Linked DNA regions of Homo sapiens: region 2 is linked to region 1. A link is an interaction called in ENCODE POLR2A ChIA-PET data of the cell type or tissue named here. Cell type or tissue: K562. All regions are shown on one strand. Each heading gives the region's core, and the rest is flanking DNA. Links, peaks and the distances in the headings are about the cores only. Region 1 overlaps LOC124903507 (a long non-coding RNA gene). Region 2 has its middle 24 kb from the start of PIF1.

Region 1 (5,372 bases), core at 121-5,120:
TGTTGCTCATCACACTTGAATGGTTATTACACTGTTTTCTGTACCCTCGTCTCATTCAAAAGTGGGGATATGGCCAGGTGTGGTGGCTCACGCCTGTAATCCCAGCACTTCGGGAGGCCGAGGCAGGTGGATCACTTGAGCCCAGGAGTTTAAGACCAAACTGGGCAACATGGAGAAACCCCATCTCTACTAAAAAAAAAAAAAAAAAAAAGTGGGGACACGAAAGAAACTAAGAGGGCCACTGTTTGTAGCGAGCACATTTCTACCCCAGCCAGGCCTATCTATAAGCAAATAAAGATGGGATTTCATGTCCTCCCATCAGCTTTTCTGCACCCTCCCTTCTACCTTCCAGTGGCACAGTGCTTAATGACAGCTGCTGACAATACAGTGTCACAGGCCTTGCGCCAAAATTACCCCCAACTCCTTCCCTCACTCCCAAATCACAACTCTTATTATCTAAGTGAGCAACCCCAGTTGCAAAACACAAAGGAGTAATAAGTCCTGTAGAAATTCTCAGCTCCACCCCAGCCCCTGGTTGCCAATGACCCTGTGAAGAAGCTAAAACTCCTTAGCTCGGACATTCTGTCACAGAGAGACCTGCAGCATGTGCCAGATGAACTTGCATCAACTGAAAACCAAGGTCACCTCTGGAGACCAGAAATGGAAGTGACAGTCCCAGGCCTATTCATAAAGCTTCAGTTTTTTACAAGGAGATTGTAATCATGCAAAACTTGCGTAATTAAAATTAATAATAAACAGAAATGCCTCAGCCTAGTTCCTGTGAGTCTGACCCCAACTTACATTTCCAGGTTTTTTTTTTTTTTTTTTTTGAGACGGAGTCTCACTCTTGTCACCCAGGCTGCAAGCTCCGCCTCCCGAGTTCACACCATTCTCCTGCCTCAGCCTCCTGAGTAGCTGGGACTACAGGCACCTGCCACCACGCCCAGCTAATTTTTTTTTTTTTTTTTTTTTTTTGTATTTTTAGTAGAGACAGGGTTTCACTGTGTTAGGCAGGATGGTCTCGATCTCCTGACCTCGTGATCCACCTGCCTCGGCCTCCCAAAGTGCTGGGATTACAGGCGTGAGCCACCACGCCTGGCCTTTTTTTTTTTTTTTTTTAAGACATGGTCTCACTCCAGTGCCCAGGCTGGAGTGCAATAGCGTGATCTCAGCTCACTGCAACCTCCACCTCCTGGGCTCAGGTGATACACCCTGCCTTAGCCTCCTGAGTAGCTGGGACTACAGGTACATGCCACCATGCCCAGCTACTTTTTGTATTTTTTGTAGAGATAGGGTATCTCTCTGTTGCCCAGGATGGATACATTTCCAGTTTATCTCAGATTACTCCCTTCCATGAACAAGTCCACTCACAGAACCCTCTTTCTCCTACAAAGAACGTCTTTCTCCTCCTCCTTTGTCAAGCAACCTCTAGCTCATCTCTCAAGACTGTAGTCTTTCAATAATTTAGCTCATGCATACCCTAAACATTTTTAAAAATTATGTACCCCTTCAATAAAGCTTGTTTTAAAAGTGAAGTTTTTAGGCTGGGCATGGTGGCTCACGCCTGTAATCCCAGCACTTTGGGAGGCCGAGGTGGGTGGATCACCTGAGGTCAGGAGTTCAAGACCAGCCTGGACAACATGGTGAAACCCCGTCTCTACTATAAATACAAAAATTAGCCGGGCGTGGTGGCAGGTGCCTGTAATCCCAGCTACTCGGGAGGGTGAGGCCAAAGAATCGCTTGAACCCAGGAGGCGGAGGTTGCAGTGAGTAGGGATCACACCATTGCACTCCAACCTGGGAGACAAGAGCAAAACTCTGTCTCAAAAAAAAAAAAAAAGGGGAAATTTTAAAATTTGATTTAAAAAAAATTTTAACCATGTTTAAATAGTTGCAAAAGGCTGGGCACAGTGGGACATATCTGTAATCCAAGCACTTTGGGAGGCTATGGTGGGAGGATTGCTTGAGGCCAGGTGCTCAAGGTTACAGTGAATAATGATCATACCACTGCATTCCAGCCTGAGTGATAGACTGAGACCCTGTCTCTACAAAAAAATATAAAAACAGTTTCGAAGGATGTGATTTCTTTGCAATTTTTTTTTGTATTAGAAATATTGAAGCTGGACACAGTGACTCATGCCTGTAATCCCAGCACTATGGGAGGCCGAGGCAGTGGGCAGATTGCTTGAGGCCAGGAGTTTGAGTCCAGCCTGGCCAACAAAGCAAAACCCCATCTCTACTAAAAGTACAAAAATTAGCCGGGCATGGTGATGCGTACCTGTAATCCCAACAACTCAGGAGGCTGAGGCATTAGAATTGCTTGAACCTCGGAGGCAGAGATTGCAGTGAGTTGAGATCAACCCAGTGCACTCCAGCCTGGGTGACAGAGTGAGACTCTGTCTCAAAAAAAAGAAAGAAAAAGAGGCCAGGTGCAGTGGCTCACGCCTGTAATCCCAGCGCTTTGAGAGGCAGAGGCGGGCGGATCACTTGAGGTCAGGAGTTTGAGACCAGCCTGGCCAACATGGTGAAACCCTGTCTCTACTAAAAATACAAAAAATAGCCAGGCGTGGTGGCGTGTGCATGTAATCCCAGCTGCTTGGGAGGCTGAGGCAAGAGAATCGCTTGAACCCAGGTGTCGGAAGTTGCAGTGAGCCAAGATCATGCCACTGCACTCTAGCCTGGGCGACAGAGTGAGACTCCCTCTCAAAAAAAAAAAAAAAAGAAAGAAAGAAAAAAAGAAAAAGTAAGCTGTTCTTTAGCACAGGAAATTTTACATCACTCCTTTTTCTCCTTGAACTTGTATTTTCTTTTTACTTCTCTCACATAATGCTTTCCTAATACAATATGTACTTTATCCCTTTTTTTTTTTTTTTTTTTTTTTTGAGATGCAGTCTTGCTGTGTTGCCCAGCCCAGGCTGGAGTGCAATGGCACAATCTCAGCTTACAGCAATCTCCGCCTCCCGGGTTCAAGCGATTCTCCAGCCTCAGCCTCCCCAGTAGCTGGGATTATAGGTGCCTGCCACCACGCCCAGCTAATTTTTGAATTTTGAGCAGAGACAGGGTTTCACCATGTTGGCCAGGCAGATCTTGAACACCTGACCTCAGGTGATCCACCCACCTCAGCCTCCCAAAGTGCTGGGATTATAGGCGTGAGCCACTGCGCCCAGCATTTTTTTTTTCCCCCAAGATGGAGTTTCACTCTTGTTGCCCAGACTGGAGTGCAGTGGCGCGATATCAGCTCACCGCAAGCTCTGCCTCCCGGGTTCCAGCGATTCTCCTGCCTCAGCCTCCCGAGTAGCTGGGATTATAGGCATGCACCACCACGCCCAGCTAATTTTTGTATTATTAGTAGAGACAGGGTTTCTCCATGTTGGTCAGGCTAGTCTCAAACTCCTGACCTCAGGTGATCCACCCACCTCAGACTCCCAAAGTGCTAGCTAGGATTACAGGCGTGAGCAACTGCACCCGGCCAAGAATTCTTAAATATAAGACACAAAATTGTATAGGAAATACAACTTATATTGAGAGAGATGTTCTCATGCTAGAGTGAGACAGTGATAAGCATCAATGTTTTTGTTGGCTGGTTGGTTGTTTTTCTGAGACAGAGTCTTGCTCTGTTGCCTAGGCTGGAGTGCAGTGGTGCAAATGTGGTTCACTGCAGCCTCGACCTCTTGGGCTCAGGCAGTCTCCTGCCTCAGCCTCCCACGTACATGGGAATACAGGTGTGCATGACCATGCTCAACTAATTTTTTGTAGAGACAGGGACTCACTTTGTTGCCCAGGCTGGTCTCCTGGGCTCAAGCCTTGGCCTCTCAAAGTGCTGGGATTACAGGTATGAGCCATTATGCTTAGGCTGTGTTTTCGTTGTTATTGTTGTCTTTTTTTTTTTTTTTTTTTTTTGAGACAGTCTGACTGTGTTGCCCAGGCTGGAGTGCAGTAGCTATTCACAGGCATGATCGTAGTTCACTGCAGCCTCAAACTTCTAGGCTCAAGTGATCCTCCTGCCTCAGTCTCCTGAGTAGCTGGGACTACAGGTACATACCGCCACACCTGGCTAGGCTCAATTTTATTTCAACGTTTCAATCTCACACATGGTAATGCTGAGGTATCTTATTCACATAAGTACCTGGGAAAGGAAGAAGTTCTAGCAGAGTCACTCAATACCACCTAATCATCAAGCAGATGACAACAAAATTTGTTTCAGGTCCTTCCATTCAAAAGCAAAATATTGGGAAAGCTTTAGTTTGTAGAAAGGATCTATAATACAGTCATTTGAGTCATTCACTTTCTCAATATTGAAATCACTATTTCAAACTGTTTCTGTTTGAATTCCCAGAGATTTTTACACATCAAGACAATATACCAAATACCAGATCTCCCAACATACCAAACATCAGATCAACCAACAAACCAAATACCAGATCACCAACAAACCAAATACCAGATCTCCCAACATACCAAATACCAGATCACCAACATACCAAATACCAGATCACCAACATACCAAATACCAGATCTCCAACATACCAAATACCAGATCTCCAACATACCAAATACCAGATCTCCAACATACTAAATACCAGATCACCTAGCATACCAAATACCAGATCTCCCAACATACCAAATATCAGATCAACCAACAAACCAAATACCAGATCACCAACAAACCAAATACCAGATCTCCCAACATACCGAATACCAGATCACCAACATACCAAATACCAGATCTCCAACATACCAAATACCAGATCTCCAACATACCAAATACCAGATCACCTAACATACCAAATACCAGCTCTCCCAACATACCAAATACAAGATCTCCCAACATACCAAATACCAGATCTCCAACATACCAAATACCAGATCAACAACATACTAGATCTCCTAAGATCTAGGATGAAGGGCCAGGCATGATGGCTCATGCCTATAATCCTAGCACTTTGGGAGGCTGAGGTAGGTGGATCACTTAAGCCCAGGAGTTTGAGACCAACCGGAGCAACATGGCAAAACCCCATCTCTACTAAAAATACAAAAATTAGCCAGGCACGATGGCTCACACCTGTAATCCCACACTTTGGGAGGCTGAGGCGGGAGGATCACTTCAGGCAAGAGGTCTAAGACCAGCCTGGCCAACATAGCAAAACACCGTCTCTACTAAAAACACAAAAAATTAGGCCAGGTGCGGTGGCTCATGCCTGTAATCCCAGCACTTTGAGAGGTCGAGGCGGGCAGATCACAAGGTCAGGAGTTCCAGAACAGCCTGACCAACATGGTGAAACCCCGTCTCTACTAAAAACACAAAAATTATCTGGGCATGGTGGCTTGCACCTGTAGTCCCAGCTACTCAGGAGGCCGAGGCAGGAGAATCA
Region 2 (5,372 bases), core at 142-5,141, 80 kb after region 1:
TCGCGGCCGGGCAGAGGCGCTCCTCACATCCCAGACGGGGCGGCGGGGCAAAGGCGCTCCCCACATCTCAGACGATGGGTGGCCGGGCAGAGACGCTCCTCACTTCCTAGATGGGATGGCGGCCGGGAAGAGGCGCTCCTCACTTCCTAGATGGGATGGCGGCCCAGCAGAGACGCTCCTCACTTTCCAGACTGGGCAGCCAGGCAGAGGGGCTCCTCACATCCCAGACGATGGGCGGCCAGGCAGAGACGCTCCTCACTTCCTAGACGGGGTGGCGGCCGGGCAGAGGCTGCACTCTGGGCACTTTGGGAGGCCAAGGCAGGCGGCTGGGAGGTGGAGGTTGTAGCAAGCCGAGATCACGCCACTGCACTTCAGCCTGGGCACCATTGAGCACTGAGTGAACCAGACACCGTCTGCAATCCCGGCACCTCCGGAGGCTGAGGCTGGCGGATCACTCGCGGTTAGGAGCTGGAGACCAGCCTGGCCAACACAGCGAAACCACGTCTCCACCAAAAAAATACGAAAACCAGTCAGGCGTGGCGGCGCGCGCCTGCAATCGCAGGCACTCGGCAGGCTGAGGCAGGAGAATCAGGCAGGGAGGTTGCAGTGAGCCGAGATGGCAGCAGTACAGTCCAGCTTCGGCTCGGCATCAGAGGGAGACCGTGGAAAGAGAGGGAGAGGGAGACCGTAGGGAGAGGGGGAGGGGGAGGGGGAGAGGGAGAGGTACATTTTTTTTTTTGAGACGGAGTTCCGCTCTTGTTGCCCTGGATGGAGTGCAATGGCGTGGGTCTCAGCTCACTGCAACTTCTGCCTCCCAGGTTCAAGCGATTCTCCTGCCTCAGCCTCCTAAGTACATGGGATTATAGGGGCCTGCCACCAAACCTGGCTAATTTTTGTATTTTTAGTAAAGACGGGGTTTCTCCATGTTGGCCAGGCTGGTCTCAAACTCCTAAACTAAGGTGATTTGCCTGCCTTGGCCTCCCAAAGTGCTGGGATCACAGGTGTGAGCCACCATGCCCGGCCAAATTATATTATTAATATAATGTTTTGGAGACAGGGCCTTGCTCTGTTACCAGGCTGGAGTGCAGTGGCATTATCATAGCTCACTGTAGCCTTGACCTCCTGGGCTCAAGTGATCCTCCTGCCTCAGCCTCCTAAATAGCTGGGACTTCAGGCACTTGCCACCTGTTTTACATTTGTTTACATTTACATTGTAAAACAGGCACATGCCTGCCTGTTTTACATTTGTTTTTGCAGAGACAGGGTCTCACTATGCTGCCCAGGCTGGTCTCAAATGATCCTTCCACCTTGGCCTCTGAAAGTGCTGGGATTACAAGTGTGAGTCACGGTGCCCGGCCCTGGAAATTTTCTTTAGGCAGCAAGGTGGGGCATTTGTAGGGTTTTCCTCATTTGTTTGCTGACTCTCTGGAATCACTATTTTTCATCTTATGGGTTTCAATGTCTTGAGAACCATGTTTCACATACTTTGGGGAGTATTTTAGTTGTTTTTAGGTGGGAATGTAAATCATCTTGTCTAGAAGCAGAAATCCTTACAATCATTTATTAATTTCTTTAGCTGGCATTTATTGAGGAAGAGCTTAGTGTGTGCCCACCTTCCATTTGTCTTACAACTCTCCAAACACTCCAAATTTTCCTGCCTTGGGGTCTTTGCACAATTTTTCCTTTGTCTAGAATGGTCTTTCTAGCTCTACTTTCCTCCCTCAGCTCAAAGGGGCCTTCTCTGACTACTCTATGTAAAGTGAATCACTCTCTTTTTAATTTCCCATCACATTTCTGCTTTATTTTACAGCTTCTTCTACTAGAATAGAGCCAGACTTTTTTTTTTACTTTTTTTTTTTTTTTTGAGACGGAGTCTCGCTGTGTCGCCCAGGCTGGAGTGCAGTGGCGATCTCTGCTCACTGCAAACTCCGCCTACCGGGTTCATGCCATTCTCCTGCCTCAGCCTCTAGAGTAGCTGGGACTACAGGCGCCCGCCACCACGCCCGGCTAATTTTTTGTATTTTTAGTAGTGATGGGGTTTCACTGTGCTAGCAAGGATGGTCTCAATCTCCTGACCTCGTGATCCACCTGCCTCAGCTTCCCAAAGTACTGGGATTACAGGTGTGAGCCACCGTACCCGACCTTTTTTTACTTTTTTAACCTTAAAATTTTTTTTTTCACGCTTGTAATCCCAGCACTTTGGGAGGCTGAGGCAGGTGGATCATGAGGTCAAGAGATCGAGGCCATCCTGGCCAACATGGTGAAACCCTGTCTCTACTAAGCACCACTGCACTCCAGCCTGGCAACAGAGTGAGACTGTGTCTCAAAAAAAAAAAATTTAGAGATAGGATCTCACTATGTTGTCCAGGCTGGGCTCAAACTCTTGGGCTCAAGGGATCCTCCCATCTAGGCCTCCCAAAGTGCTGGGATTACAGGCGTGAGCCACCGCGCCTGGCCAGGCAGGAATTTTTGTGATTCTCTGGAACCAGCTCAGGGCCAGGCACACTGTTAAGTGTTCAATAAATATTTACTGAATGAATAAATGAGGTCTTTGCATACTTCATGGTGCCTGTCACATAATAGAGCTCAGTCAAATTGCGGGTGCCTGGCTGAGGAACACAGCCCCCTCCCCTGAGTTGTCCAGCGGGGATGGGATATTGGGCCTCTGGATTGTGCCCATGTTCAGCTCACCCTCAGCCTCACTCTCCTTAGTGATAACCAAAGGCCCCTGCTTGCCGGCCAGGGGAGGGCTGACAGGTGGGGCTGATGAGTTCCAGACCCAGTCCTCTGGGCCCCAGCACAACCAGATAGAACCGGATGCTGGCTGGAAGCCAGAGCCAAGCTTCCATGACGTCGTTGCCTTCAAGGGGCGTGCCCTCCCTGGCCCGTGTGGGCCTTCAGCTCTTGCCCACCGGGCTCAGAGCCTCCTGCCACTGGGCTCTGGGGAAAAACCTAGCCATCCTCCCTGGTTCTAGTTCTGCATCTACTTGTGCAGCCACTGACAACTATTAGAACACAGAACTAAATAGTGGTCGGCGCTATAAAGTGAAAAATACTTTGTAGATTTAAAACATTCTGTAAGTACTCACTAAACTAGAAAGGACTTGGGAAGCTTCTGTTCAAAACCACTACTTTTGACAGAGGAAGAAGCTGAGATTTAAATGAAATAATGGGCTGGGTGCAGTGGCTCATGCCTGTAATCCCAGCACTTTGGGAGGCCCAGGTGGGCAGATCACTTGAGAGCTCATGAGTTCAATCCTAGCCTGAGCAACATGGCAAAACCCCATCTCTACTAAAAATACAAAAATGAGCTGGGTGTGGTGTCGCATGCCTGTAGTCCCAGCTACTGGGGAGGCTGAGGCAGAAGAATCACTTGAACCTGGGAGGCAGAGGTTGCAGTGAGCCGAGATCATGCCACTGCACTTCAGCCTGGGCAAGAGAGCAAGACTCAGTTTCAAAATAAATAAATAAACAAAATAAAAATAAACAAATAAATGGAATAATGTATGTAGACTGCTTAGCACCACACTTGGGACGTTGTGATTTTACTCTAGCTATTCACCGCCTGCCCACCTCTGGCTAAGCAAACTCTGCGTTTGTGCCTCTCCACTTCCGCACACTCCCCTCCCACCTTGTCAATGAATTTTTTGTTCATTTATGTCACTTCATAATAATATATGCAAAGTGTTTAGCTCAAGGCCTGGCACTTCATAAATGAACAAAAAATGGGCCGGGTGTGGTGGCTCACATCTGTAATACCAGCATTTTGGGAGGCCGAGGTGGGTGGATCACCTGAGGTCAGGAGTTTGAGACCAGCCTGGCCGACATGGTGAAGCCCCTGACTCTACTAAAAATACAAAAAATTAGGCTGAGGCTGGGCACGGTGGCTCACGCCTGTAATCCCAGCACTTTGTGAGGCTGAGACAGGCGGATCACTTGAGGTCAGGAGTTTGAGACCAGCCTGATCAATATGATGAAACCCCGTCTCTACTAAAAATACAAAAATTAGCCGGGTGCGGTGGCAGGCATCTGTAATCCCAGCTACTCGGGAGGCTGAGGCAGAATAATCTCTTGAACCCGAGAGGCAGAGGTTGCAGTGAGCTGAGATTGCGCCATTCTACTCCAGCCTGGACGACAAGAGTGAAACTCCATCTCAAAAAAAAAAAAAAAAAAGAACAAAAAATAGTAGCTACAGTTCTTATTGAAACAGGGGATCCATCTGATAAATGCAAAGCAAAGCACTTTGCATATATCATTTAATTCTCATGTAGGATGAAATCGGTATCATTATTCCCATTTTACTGATGAGAAAACTGAGGCTTGAAGTAAGTGGCTGATGCAGTTCAGACCCCAGAGTAGGAAGATGCCAAACTGGTAGGTTCTGGCTTCTCTTCCCTTAGTGGTATCTTCTAACAAATTGTATTTCCTGCTAGCTATTCCTTCCTGTGCCTTTGGGGAAGGTCATCTGGCCCTGAACATTCATTTGGTCAATCACTGAAACAGGGTAAGATGGGGTCTAAAACCTCCAGCTGAGTGTATGTCCTGAAGCCCAACTCTGGGTTTGTTTGTTTTTTTTTTTTTCCTTGAGACAGAGTCTCGCTCTGTCGCCAGACTGGAGAGCAGTGGCACGATCTTGGCTCAGTGCAACCTCTGCCTCCTCGGTTCAAGTGGTTCTCCCGCCTCAGTCTCCTGGGTAGCTGGGACTACAGGTGCATGCCACCATGCCCAGCTAATTTTTTTGTATTTTTAGTAGAGATGGGATTTCACCATGTTGGCCAGGGATGGTCTTGATCTCTTGACCTCGTGATCCACCTGCCTCGGCCTCCCAAAGTGCTAGGATTACAAGCATGAGCCACCGCGACTGGCCAACTCTGAGCTTTTTTAGAGTTGGCAGCAAGGATGTTTCTGAAGGTCAAAGATAATCCCGTGTCAAAAACAGCTCTGGGGCAGGAGGAGTCATGTTCTGTGGGAATGAGCCCTCAGACCCAGCCACTTCCTCATCAAATGTCCTAGTAGCTGGGTCTCCTGGAGCCCCTAGCTCTGCATTCCCACAGGATGGTAGGAGCTGCTGATGGAGGCAGGCAAGTGGAAGTCCAGCCCTGTAGGAGCTCCAGTTCACAGAGGGGAACTGAACTGGCCTTTTTGGAGGAAAAGAAGACTTGAACCAAACTTGGAGGACCTGGTCAACTTGGATGAAGGAGAGTGAGGTGGGACGAGTAGGCTTTCTGTTCAGTGCAGAAAAGCTGGGACTGCTGGTTAAGCCATCAGCATTTCCCAAGCCCCACGGGTGTGTCCCACTGGGTGTTCACACCACAGACCCTTCAAGGGAGGATTGTCATTGCTGTGTGTCAGATGAGGAAACTCAGCCAGGG

Evidence for each region. ChIA-PET counts read pairs that join two places held together with the same protein. Peaks named below come from ENCODE experiments on the same cell type or tissue, not always from the same donor. Only the 100,000 strongest peaks of a DNase experiment are listed, where the experiment ranks them.
Region 2: POLR2A ChIA-PET joins it to region 1 with 5 read pairs; 12 of 35 experiments call an interaction of 5 or more read pairs at or near these places.

What each region holds. Positions count from the first base shown.
Region 1 is chr15:64,719,808-64,725,179 of GRCh38, forward strand. It overlaps LOC124903507 (a long non-coding RNA gene), which reads left to right. Exons shown (of 3, transcript XR_007064679.1): 3 at 1-762. Among named protein-coding and RNA genes, the nearest start is that of OAZ2, 19 kb to the left of the region's middle. In K562, for the core only: no CTCF peak of the experiment used is centred there; no DNase peak of the experiment used is centred there.
Region 2 is chr15:64,799,370-64,804,741 of GRCh38, forward strand. No RefSeq gene overlaps it. Among named protein-coding and RNA genes, the nearest start is that of PIF1, 24 kb to the right of the region's middle. RefSeq lists an enhancer at 1-795. In K562, for the core only: no CTCF peak of the experiment used is centred there; a DNase peak (open chromatin) is centred at 2,812.